2 separate regions of the Homo sapiens genome follow, and region 2 is linked to region 1. Evidence: read pairs that join two places in POLR2A ChIA-PET (ENCODE). Cell type or tissue: A673. All regions are shown on one strand. Each heading gives the region's core, and the rest is flanking DNA. Links, peaks and the distances in the headings are about the cores only.

Region 1 (7,981 bases), core at 2,982-7,981:
GAATGGCATGAACCCGGGAGGCGGAGCTTGCAGTGAGCCAAGATCGCACCACTGCACTCCAGCCTGAGGAAAGAGCAAGACTCTGTCTCAAAAAAAAATAAAAAAAAAAAAAAGAGTTTGACACCTTTTTTTTTTGAGACAGGGTCTCTCTCTGTTGCCCAAGCTGGAATGCAGTGGCTCGATCTTGGCTCACTGCAACCTCCGCCTCCTGGGTTCACGCCATTCTCCTGCCTCAGCCTCCCGAGTAGCTGGGACTACAAGTGCCTGCTACCACGCCCAGCTAATTTTTTTGTATTTTTATAGAGACAAGGTTTCACCGTGTTAGCCAGGATGGTCTCGATCTCCTGACCTCGTGATCCGCCCACCTCAGCCTCCCAAAGTGCTGGGATTACAGGTGTGAGCCACTGCACCCGGCCGACACTTTTTTTTTTTTTTTAAGAGACAGGGATCTCACTATGTTGTCCAGGCTGGATTCAAGCTCCTTGGCTCAGGTGATCCTCCCACCTCAGCCTCTTGAATGGCTGGGATTATATAGGCACATGCCACCTAGCCCAGCTCTGGGTTAATGATAATTTGTTTTTATTTCCCATTTTTTCCTTCATGTCATCCCATTTGTCCAACTTTCTGATCTAATCCTTTAAAATTGAGCCTTTAAACATCTAACTGGAAACTTATTTTGTTTTACTCCCCTCTTCCTCCTATAAGCTGTAGTGTTGCAGGCCAGGCCCGGTGGCTCACACCTGTAATCCCAGCACTTTAGGAGGCCGAGGTGGGTGAACCACTTGAGGTCAGGAGTTCGAGACCAGCCTGGCCAACATGGTAAAACCCCATCTCTACTAAAAGTACAAAAAAATGAGCTGGGTGTGGTGGCGGGTGCCTGTAATTCCAGCTACTTGGGAGGCTGAGGCAGGAGAATCACTTTACCCCAACAGGTGGAGGCTGCAGTGAGCCAAGATTGCGCTACTACACTCCAGCCTGGGGAACACAGGGAGACTATCTCAAAAAATAAAAATAAAATAAAAAAGTTGTAGTGCTGTCAGAGTTGTTTGACTCCATCTTGAACAGGGGCTGGGTAAAATGAGGCTGAAACCTGCTGGGCTGCATCCCAGGAGGTTGGGCATTCTTAGGATAGGAGGAAAGCACAAGATACAGGTCACAAAGACCCCACTGATAAAAACAGAATGCTGTAAAGAAGCTAGCCAAAACCCACCAAAACCAAGATGGTGATGAAAGTGACCACTGGAGGTCCTCACTGCTCATTATCACTAATTATAATGCATTAGCATGCTAAATGACGCTCCCACCCATGCATGACAGTTTTACAAATGCCATGGCAATGTCAGGAAGTTACCCTATATGATCTAAAAAGGAAGGAACCCTCAGTTCCAGGAATTCCCCACCCCTTTCCCAGAAAACCCTTTGTTTAGCATATAATCAGGAAATACCGTAACTATACTCAGTCAGGCAGCCCATGACACTGCTCTGCCTATGGAGCAGCCATTCTTTTTTTGAGATGGAGTTTCGCTCTTGTTGCCCAGGCTGGAGTGCAGTGACACTATCTCAGCTCACCGCAACCTCCAGCTCCCAGGTTCAAGTGATTCTCCTGCCTCAGCCTCCCGAGTAGCTGAGATTACTGGCATGTGCCAGCACACCCACTAATTTTGTATTTTTAGTAGAAATGGGGTTTCTCCATGTTCGTCAGGCTGGTCTCGAACTCCCGACCTCAAGTGGTCCGCCCACCTTGGCTTCCAAAGTGCTGGGATTATAGGCGTGAGCCATCGCACCTGGCCTGCCCATTTTTTAACTGGGTTGTCTTTTTTTTAGAGACTATGGTGCTATGTTATGTTATGTTATGTTATGTTATCCAGGTTGACACTGATCCTCCCACCTTATCCTTCCAAGTAGCTGGAACTACAGGCACATACCCACTTTGCCTTGCTGTCTTTGCTGTTGACACGGAAGAATTTTTTTTTGTTTTGTTTTTGAGACAGTCTCGCTCTGTCACCCAGGCTGGAGTGCAGTGGCGCGATCTAGGCTCACTGCAAGCTCCACCTCCCAGGTTCACGCCATTCTCCTGCCTCAGCCTCCCGAGTAGCTGGGATTACAGGTGCTGGCCACCATGCCCGGCTAATTTTTTGTATTTTTAGTAGAGACGGGATTTCACCGTATTAACCATGATGGTCTCGATCTCCTGACCTCATGATCCGCCAGCCTTGGCCTCCCAAAGTGCTGGGATTATAGGCATGTGCCACCGCGCCCGGCCGATATGTAAGAATTCTTAAGACCCTTATGAGAGATATGATCTGAAAATATTTTCTCCCATTTTATAGGTTGTCTTTTCATTTTCTTGCTAATGTCCTTGGATGCACAAAATTTCTAATTTTTATTAAATCCAATTCATCTATTTTTTTTCTTTTGTTGCTTGTGCTTTTGGGGTCATATCTAAGAATCCAATGCCAAATCCAAGGTCACGAAAGATTACTGTTTTCGTCTAATAGCTTTATGGTTTTAGCTCTTATATTTAGTTTGTTGGTTGATTGTTTTGAGTCAGTTTTTATATATAATGTGAGGTAAGGGTAAGTTTTAAAATTGAGAAGTATAAATCCACCAATTTTGTTCTTCTTTTTTCAAGAACATCCACGAAGGGCTATTAAGGGCCCCTTGCAATTACAGATGATTTGAATATTGGCTTTTCCATTGCTGCAAAAAGGCCATTGAAATTTTGATACGGCTTGCAATGAATCATTTGTAGATCACTTTTAATATTGACATCTTAACAATATTAAGTCTTCTAATCCATGGAACATCTTTCCATTTACACAGGTCTTTAATTACTTTCAGCAACGTTTTGTAGTTCTCAGGGTACAAGTCTTTTACTTCCTTGGTTAAATTTACTCCTAGGTATTGTATCCATACAACTCTAAGGCATCATCATCATCTCTTGGCTTTACTTTATTATAACTCTTCCAAAGCACCAGAGGTATCCAAACTATAATTGAATACTCCTCTTACACTGATATTTATCAACCTCACTAATCCAAACCACTTCTACCCAGGTTTTCCAAAGGTTACTTTGAAATAATTCTTCTGTAAATAGGATGAGTCAGCTAGAAGATTTCTGCTTAGCAAAGCCAACTGACAGACACATTTAGGTTCTCATTTGCAATTTACATTTGTATCACATGAAAGAAACTGAGATGATCACAATTTTAAAGAAATCATTTCTTCCGAATCATTAGGCTAAAGTGGTTTCTAATTTTGTCTACACTAAGCAGACTAAGAAACATTTTCAATCCAGACATTCTGAATAAATTAGCTGGCCTCAAAGGAAATCATTTCCTTGGATGTAAATTACAAGTCCAATGAAAGAAACTTCATATTTCTTTAGAGATAAATGAATATATTTTCTCTTAAGATAATGCTCAGTTACAACAAGAGCAGAGTTTTCAAGAGATTCAAAGGACCTTACTGACCATAAAACAAACTTACACTAGTCATATAATGATATAAATATTTGACTATCCATTTTGGTTGTGTTATTCTGCTGTCAATTCAAATTCTGTAATGTTCTTGTATCTATACCTATTTTCACCATAGTTCAAGGCCTAATTGCCTCTTTTCTGGACATAATGACCTTGTAACTGGTTTTCCTACAGTGAATCTCTATCAGTTCTGATTCATCACATACAATGTTTTCGTACTTATCAAAGCACAGCTCTATGTCACATCTTCTCCAGCTTGTCCTCCATTCAGAATCTCAAGCTTCCTATGCTCTAACCCCAAATCTTGCCTCCCTCCTACAGTATCCTTACATGCTGCTTACATGTAGGACTACTTCCTGATGGCCTACCATTTCCCATCCCTGAGGCTTTGCATTACTATTTTCTTTTTGGGTTTTTTTTTTTTTCTTTTTGAGACAGAGTCTTGCTCTGTTGGCCAGGCTGGAGTGCAGTGGTGTGGTCCTGGCTCACTGCGGCCTCTGCCTCCTGAGTTCACGCGATTCTCCTTCCTCAGCATCCCAAGTAGCTGGGACTGCAGGCGCCCGCCACCACCCGGGCTAATTCTTTGTATTTTTAGTAGAGACGGAGTTTGACCATCTTGGCCAGGCTGGTCTCAAACTCCTGAGCTTAAGTGACCCACCCACCTCGGCCTCCCAAAGTGATGGGATCACATGCGTGAGCCATCGCGCCCGGCCTACCTTCCCTTTTCTTCTCCCATGGCCAAGCACCTGAAAAAGTAGTCCCCTGAAAATGCCAATTTCAGCATGAAGACTTTTTTTTTTTCTGAGACAAGTCTCCCTCTGTCGCTCAGGCTGGAGTGCAGTGGCACCATCTCGGCTCACTGCAACCTCTTGCCTCCCGGATTCAAGCAATTCTTCTGCCTCAGCCTCCCGAGTAGCTGGGACTTCAGGCACACGCCACCACGCCCCACTAATTTTTGTATTTTTAATACAGATGGGGTTTCACCATATTGGCCAAGCTGGTTTCGAACTCCTGACCTTGTGATCTGCCCGACTCAGCCTCCCAAAGTGCTAGGATTACAGGTGTGAGCCACCGCGCCTGGCCAGCATGAAGACTTCTTTAACCCCCAGTGAGACATTAATGTGACCATTACCTTCTTTGAAATGCCATAGCACATTCTCTGTACTTTTTATATGCCATCATTCACATTCAACCTTGAATAATGCTTAATTGCAAGACCAACAGTATTTTTGTTTGTTTATTTTTGAGACAGAGTCTCACTCTGTCACCAGGCTGGAGTGTAGTGGTGCAATCTCGGCTCACTGCAAACTTCGCCTCCTGGGTTCAAGCGATTCTCCTACCTCAGCCTCCCGAGTAGCTGGGACTACAGGTGCATGCCACCATGCCCAGCTAATTTTTGTATTTTTAGTAGAGATGGGGTTTCACCATGTTAGCCAGGATGGTCTCTATCTCCTGACCTGGTGATCCACCCACCTCAGCCTCCCAAAGTGCTGGGTTACAGGCATGAGCCACTGTGCCCGGCCTTGTTTGTTTTTGAGATGGAGTTTCACTCTTGTTGCCCAGGCTGGAGTGCAATGGTGCAGTCTTGGCTCATTGCAGCCTCCACGTCCTGGGTTCAAGTGATTCTCCTGCCTCAGCCTCTCAAGTAGCTGGGATTACAGGCACAGGCATGTGCCACCATGTCCAGCTATTTTTTTTTTTTTTTTTTTTTGGTATTGAGTAGAGACAGGGTTTCACCATGTTGGTCAAGCTGGTCTTGAACTCCTGACCTTAGGTGATCCACCCACCTTGACCTCCCAAAGTGCTGGGATTACAGGCATGATCCACCATGCCTGGCCTTCGACCAACAGTATCTGAATACTGGCCTTGCTCGTAACTATCTGTGTGTCTTTGGTAAACTTACTTAACCTCTCTGTGTCCCAGGACCCTCTTCTATAAAATGTGATAATAAAAGTAACTATTTCATAGAGTTATGAGAGTTAGATAAATTAATATTTACAAAGTGCTTAGGACAGCATCAAACATATAATAAGTACTCTTTTAACAAACAATTTGTTAAATAAAATTTGTATGCTCATCTTCCCTACCCTGCCTACTGAACCTTACAGCAACCTTAAAATCAGCAGCAAATAATTCAACCAGGTAGCTCCTATACCTCTTATAAGATAATGAAATTAAAGACCTTTCCTAAAAGTTTACAAATTATTGAGAATGACATACCAGTAAAAGGCAGAGAAACAACTGCTGTAACAACAGAATGTGCAAAGTACGTAACATTTCCAGAGCACCAACCATGAACCAGGCACTGAGCAAGCTGAGCTAAATGCTACAGGAGCATTATCTCATAAGAACCATTTTAGCACATCAAGTGAAACAGCACGAGCTTTACCTCCCGGTGTTTCCCACCCTTGGAGTCCCGGAAAAATCACAGGAGCCAATTAAAAGAACACAGTTCTATGAATGATTATGCTGCAGAAGTGTGTGAAGAGTTATAACACCTAATCCATCTTTCAGTTAACACATCATGTACTTCCAATTTCCTCTCTGAGATCTCATGTTTAAAAAATGACTAGCCTTTCGATTTGAACTGGAAAGGATTTATAGAGGAGTTTAAGCAGAGTGTTGAGGAGTGGATACAATTTGTATATGTGTTAGGCTTAGCATAGGGCCTTTGTCATGGCAGGCACTCCATAAATACTTGCTGAATATACTAGTTAGTAAACCGAATAAGTAGGAATAGATTTGGATGGCTTGTAATAGTCATAAAACTATACTGAGAGTTAATGTGGTTAGCACGATTTTCTTTTAAATCTTGATTCACTTGTAATTAGTGTCACATAGATTGGGTATCTAATAAAATAAGTTTCTGTTTTTGTTTTTATTTCTTGAGACAGTCTCGCCTTCTCGTTCAGGCTGGGGTGCAGTGGCATGATCACTGCTCACTGCAGCCTTGACCTCTGGGGCTCAGGTGACCCTCCCACCTCAACCTCCCAAGAAGTTGGGACTACAGGTATGTGCCACCACACCTGGCTAATTCTTTTATTTTTTATGTATTTATTTATTTATTTAATTTTTTAGAGATGGAGTCTCGCTCTGTCGCCCAGGCTAGAGTGCAGTGGTGCAGTCTCGGCTCACTGCAAGCTCTGCCTCCCACGTTCACACCATTCTCCTGCCTCAGCCTCACTGCAAGCTCTGCCTCCCGGGTTCACACCATTCTCCTGCCTCAGCCTCCCGAGTAGCTGGGACTACAGGGGCCCACCACCACATCCAGCTAATTTTTTGTATTTTTAGTAGAGATAGGGTTTCACCATGTTAGCCAGGATGGTCTTGATCTCCTGACCTCATGATCCGCCCGCCTCAGCCTCCCAAAGTGTTGGGATTACAGGCGTGAGCCACCACGCCCAGCCTAATTCTTTTATTTTTAATTTTGTATGGATGGGGTCTTTCTTACTATGTTGCCAAGGCTGGTTTCAAATCTTGGGGCTAAAGTGATCCTCCCTCCTCAGCCTCCCAAAGTGCTGGAACGACAGGCGTGAGCCACTGTACCCGGCCAAATAAAATAAGTTTTAGTGATTCAGTTCTACAAACATTATCAAGTGATTAACAAAGGCTTTAGACAGGAAGATCCAGTACAAAGGTGTGAAAAATCTATGAAAAGTGAACAACTACAAGGATACAGGGAAGCATGAAAGACTTACTCTCTGCCCTCAAGAGGCTCACAATTCAGAGGACAGGATTCACACCCATCATCCTGTGCATGTTACAGAAATAAAGAACAACAGGAAAATGGAGGAGAAAAACAGTGACACTGTCTAGGGGATGGAGAATTCTAGGGAGGTTTGCTAAAGGCTATCAGGTATATAAAAAGAATATTTTGGACAGAGGAAACAGCATAAGTGAGGAACAGAACTAGAAGTGAGAAAGAAACACTGAGCTGAAGAACGATGGAAAAGGTGGAAGAATATACTTTCTTGGAGTAATTTTAAGAAAAATGTAAATACGTACCCTTCCAGTTAGCTGAAATTCACTAGTGTCCAGAGGCTAGACCCCATCTTCAAGTCCTATGAATCTACATATTGACAACTATGAGTCTTCATTCAATCTGTTTTGTTTTGTTTTTGTTTTTGTTTTTGTGTGTGTGTGTGTGTGTGTTTTTGAGACAGGGTCTTGTTCTGTTGCCCCGGCTGGAGTGCAGTGGCATAATCATAGCTTACTGCAGTCTCCAACTCTTGGGCTCAAGTGAGCCTCCCACCTCAGCCTCCCAGGTACACAGACTATAGCTATGTACCACTATGCCCAGCTATCTTTATTTTCATTTGTTTTTTTGTGGTTATTTTTTTTTTTTGAGACTGAGTCTTGCTCTTGTTGCCCAGGCTGGAGTGCAATGGCACAATCTCAGTTCACTGCAATCTCCGCCAACCAGGTACAAGCAATTCTCCTGTCTCAGCCTCTCAAGTAGCTCAAATTACAGGCATGCGCCATCACGCCTGGCTTTTTTT
Region 2 (5,000 bases), core at 1-5,000, 84 kb before region 1:
TTTCCAAGTATTTAATAGCTGCCACCATTTATTAGGCAATTATAATGTGCCAATACTCTGCTAAGGGCTTTAAGTTTATAATCTTATTTAATACTTTTAACAGTCTTGGGGAAAAAAGTATCATTAACCTCACTTTACATAGGAGAAAACTAAATTTAAGTAATTTGCGTAAGATTATACTACTAGTATATGGCAGAGCTGAGGTGCTTTTAATAAGGAAATATTGTTTTTGGCTAGAGTTAGAAAAAAAATTTTTTTTGAGACGGAGTCTCACTTTTGCCCAAGCTGGAGTGCAGTGTTGCGATCTTGGCTCACTGCAACCTCTGCCTCCCGGGTTCAAGCAATTCTGCTGCCTCAGCCTCCTGGGTAGCTAGGATTACAGGCACCCACCACAACGCTGGCTAATTTTTGTATTTTTAGTAGAGACGAGGTTTCACCACCACGTTGGCCAGGCTGGTCTTGAACTCCTGACCGCTGGTCATCCACTCGCCTTGGCCTCCCAAAGTGCTATGATTACAGGCTTGAGCGACCACGCCCGGCCAATAGAGTTAAAAATTAAAGTCTAAAAACAAAAAACCATTCCCATTTTCTATTACTCCCTCCCCTACAACCATAAAAGTCTCAGGTGCCAGACCTTCTCATCCTCCTCTTCTTCCTCTTCACTGGACTCCACATCATCCATGTCCTCTTCCAGAGCACTAACTCGAGGCTCCAGTTGCTCAGCTTCCTCTAATACATAGCGTTTCTACAGAGAAAATGATGAGAGTTAGGGGTTGTTGCCATTTCCCCTATTTCTTGAAACCTCAACACTGGGCTTCAGGGTTCCAAGGAGCAACAGCTGAGGCAATTTCATTTCAAAGACAGTTCAAGATTTTCCTAACAAGTTTAATAGACCTGAAATCTATAAAGTTCTCCTATAAACATAAATACAAACCTGAAGAGAACATCTTCATTTTCTATTGACTCTATTCCCTGTACCTTATACTCTAAAGTCATGGGAATATCAATCAGTATAGGTACAGCCTAGAACCAAAAGTAAGGGCTTCACACACAGAGAAAATCCAAGGGCTAATAAGTTCATGGCTGGTAGTTCCACTAGAAGAGGCCTAGCCCTAGAGTAGTACCAAATCTCCAGTAGACCCAGGATCTCGGGAGCTGTTGATATTCATGCATTTTGAACTGGTTCCATTTTAATCTGGGATATGGCTTAGCAATGTTTATTTGAGTGGCTAAGGATCAGAGAGGCAAAGCTGATTTCAAAAATGCCAAATGGCTAAATGTAGTGGCATGTACCCGTGGTCCCAGCTCCTTGGGAGACTGAGGTAGGAAGATCCCTTGAGCCCAGGAGTTTAAGAACAGCCTGGGCAACACAGCAAGACATTGTCTTGCTATAAGAATTGGGCCCTCAAAGTAGGTTTTCAAATTTATAATCTCATTCTTTCCACTACATGCCCTACAGTGCCAACATGGAACAGGAGAGCTGTATCACACTCATTTCCTGAAAAGATGCCTCATGGATAATCGTTTATCACTAGGAAAGGGAAGCAGGATGGTGAAGGCAAGTTTAAGGAATTAATGGCTCAGTCTCCCACTCCTGGCCCTATTTTTATCTGTTTTATGTCCTGGCTTTTTACATGAAGATTAGTTTAAAAAAAACGTTCATGAAGTTAAAAACTCCCTACCTACTCTAGCTACAATACCCTTGATGTAACATCCTGAATAAATTTCTTTTTTCATGATAGACAGGTAATGTGCTGACTTTGTAACAAGGTTTGAGGGAGGCACAACTCACACATGCACCTGAACTACAAAAGGATGGAGAAAAACAAAGTTTCCTTGTTTTAAACCATTCACTTTTAAAGCCCTACCCTTCAAATATTTTATCTATTTTCCTCTCACTCCCAATCCACTATCTTGGGACTCCCAGACAGGAAGACTATTCATTAAGAGGACCCATAAGATCCACAGGCTTCAGTGTTTAAGCTGTGTGTATGTGTTTGTCTGTCTGCCCGTCTAGGAAGAGAAGGGTGACTCTGGTAACAGACTTTTATTTCTTACCTGTAGTCGGGGCAGAATGATATCACAGACTCTCTCACTGTGCAATAGTTCATCAATAAACTCATCAACATGCATCAATTCAAACTCTGCAAGAAAAAGTCATTAGAGCAAACAACCTGGAAATAAAAGATTTAGATGCCAAAAAGTAAAAGAAGTGTTAAGACTTCATATCAGGACATCTATGTGCTAGGCCTCTTTAGAAGAGATTAAGGGATGAATGAAGATGTCCCAATTAGCAGGAGACAAACACAAAAACAAGCACAAACAGTCCTGAATTATGTAGGGATGATCTTGAAGAGATCATATAACTTAAATATAATTTCTCATCTGAACCTTCAATGTTTCTGAATTTAGAACATGTATCTTATATGGCACATGGAGTGATAGCTTTTGAGAACTGGCTAGGAGTGGTGGCTCACGCCTGTAATCCCAGCACTTTGGGAGGCCAAGGCAGGCAGATCACTTGAGGTTAGGAGTTCAAGACAGGCCTGGCCAACATGGCGAAACCCCATCTCTACTAAAAACACAAAAATTAGCTGGGCATGGTGGTGGGCACATGTAATCCCAGCTACTCAAGAGGCTGAGGCAGGAGAATTATTTGAACCTGGGAGGCAGAGGTTGCAGTGACCTGAGACCACACCACTGCACTCCAGCCTGGGCAACAGAGTGAGACTCCATCTCAAAAAAAAAAAAATTATATGTCTATATATATGTGTGTGTGTGTGTATATATATATATACATCTATATATATATAAAAGTATCATTAACCTCACTTTACATAGGAGAAAACTAAATTTAAGTAATTTGCGTAAGATTATACTACTAGTATATGGCAGAGCTGAGGTGTTTTTAATAAGGAAATATTGTTTTTGGCTAGAGTTAGAAAAAAAATTTTTTTTTGAGACGGAGTCTCACTTTTGCCCAGGCTGGAGTGCAGTGGTGCAATCTTGGCTCACTGCAACCTCCGCCTCCCGGGTTCAAGCAATTCTGCTGCCTCAGCCTCCTGGGTAGCTGGGATTACAGGCAATTTATATTATATATAAATTATGTTATATATAAATTATGTTATATATAAATTATATATGATTATGTATATTTATATATTTGTATGTAAATATAATTATAAAATGTATATATATGTGTGTGTATATACACATATACAAATACATATATATACATACATACATATACATATATAGCTTTTGAGAACTTCCATGGTAAACATTACCTTACTTCTGGGGTTCTCAACCATGGGCAATTTTGCACATGCCCATCCCCCTACTTAGAAGGAGGTGTTACTTCCATCTAGTGGGTAGAGGCTAGAGATACTGCTACTCATTCTATGATGCACAAGCCAATCCTCACACAAAAGTTATATGACCCAAAATGTCAATAGGTTCAGAAATTCTTAGTTTTACGTAATAAAATAATAAATAAATAACTCCATCATGGCCATGACCATGTCCATCTTGTTCACCATGGTATTTACACCACATAGCACAGTATGTGACATGTCAATGGCACTTAATATGTATTTATTCAATGAATGAATCAATAAGTTTAAAGTATAATACCAAATTCTATTTTTTTAAGATGGAGTCTTGCTCTGTCGCCCAGGCTGGAATACAGCGGCGTGATCTCGGCTCACTACAATCTCCGCCTCCTGGTTCAAGGGATTCTCCTGCCTCAGCCTCCTGAGTAGCTGGGATTACAGGTGTGCACCTCCACACCCTGCTAATTACTGTAGTTTTAGTAGATATAGGGTTTCACCATACTGACGAGGCTGGTCTCAAACTCCTGACCTCAAGTGATCTGCCCATGTTGGCCTCCTAAAGTGCTGGGATTAGAGGTGTGAGACACCGTGCTTGGCCCCAAATTCTTAACCTTCTACTGTTTAATGATACATGTAGGGGGAAAGGTAAATGTTCCTATCTTCTGTTATGACACCAAGTGAGAAAAGGTTTTGACTGCATTACCTGGAATCCCTCCTTAGCACATTAAGTAATCTCCTTGTAGAAGGTATGGAGCTGCCTCTCTTGGATATACTTATTTTTCAGTGGGATTCCTGTATAAAAATGAGTAGTCTTATATGCTGCAGTGTGAATTACAGTGTTAGAGGAGAGGCCAGTAGAAAGAACTGTGAAGATGTAAAATATGGAAAACTAATTTTGTCTGAGAGGGCTGGGGAAGGTTTTTATGGAGAAGCCATTCTGCAGCTAGATCTTTTGGGATGGAGCACATGTAAAGGGGGCATATGATGCAAGGCAGGGATTAACATAAGATGCACTTGGAAAGGGAGACAGACAGAGGCAGGCTGGGTAAGGCCAACACGAAGCTAGTAGTCAGACTGAAAACTCCCATGAGGGACAAGGGAAAACCTGCATAGAGACAGTAACAATGTAGATGAAAAGGAGCATTCACACTGTCTATGACAATGCAAAGGTAGAAGTACTGGTAAAATAAAAACTGGCTTAAAAATGACAATCAGGAGACTTAGCACCATACTTACCCCCATTTCGGTTCTGGCTCTTGATTTTTCGATAGTCATTGTACAAAGGTTCCAAGTACTTGTAGCAATCAATTGCAGTGCCTGTCAGCCTCATGTAAAGTGCCCCCAGCATGCGGACATACCTGAGAGACAGATGACAGTGAAACAACAGGCCATCCTAGAAGTTCCTGAGTTTTACAACTAGCTGTTCTCATGACAGTAGTGGATAAACATGTTCTTCTCTTTGGCAGGTAAGAAAGCTGCAATTGTGGAGGTAGAATGCAGCAGAAGAAAGACAGCTAAAATATGGAGACCTGAGTTCAAGTTCCCATGCTACCATTTATGGCTGTGGGAACATCATACATATTGATCAACTTTCAAATATATCATCAGTAAAACTAGAATAAAACCTATTTACCTCACAGGATTACTCTAAGAATCAAAAGAAATACT

Evidence for each region. ChIA-PET counts read pairs that join two places held together with the same protein. Peaks named below come from ENCODE experiments on the same cell type or tissue, not always from the same donor. Only the 100,000 strongest peaks of a DNase experiment are listed, where the experiment ranks them.
Region 2: POLR2A ChIA-PET joins it to region 1 with 6 read pairs; 2 of 35 experiments call an interaction of 5 or more read pairs at or near these places.

What each region holds. Positions count from the first base shown.
Region 1 is chr1:52,323,906-52,331,886 of GRCh38, reverse strand. The region is part of intron 13 of ZFYVE9 (zinc finger FYVE-type containing 9); the gene reads right to left. Among named protein-coding and RNA genes, the nearest start is that of CC2D1B, 38 kb to the left of the region's middle. In A673, for the core only: no CTCF peak of the experiment used is centred there; a DNase peak (open chromatin) is centred at 5,926.
Region 2 is chr1:52,408,259-52,413,258 of GRCh38, reverse strand. It overlaps PRPF38A (pre-mRNA processing factor 38A), which reads right to left. Exons shown (of 10, transcript NM_032864.4): 3 at 4,569-4,690; 4 at 2,059-2,144; 5 at 635-745. It also overlaps a transcript of ORC1 not described here and the pseudogene LOC124904850. Among named protein-coding and RNA genes, the nearest start is that of PRPF38A, 6.2 kb to the right of the region's middle. In A673, for the core only: no CTCF peak of the experiment used is centred there; no DNase peak of the experiment used is centred there.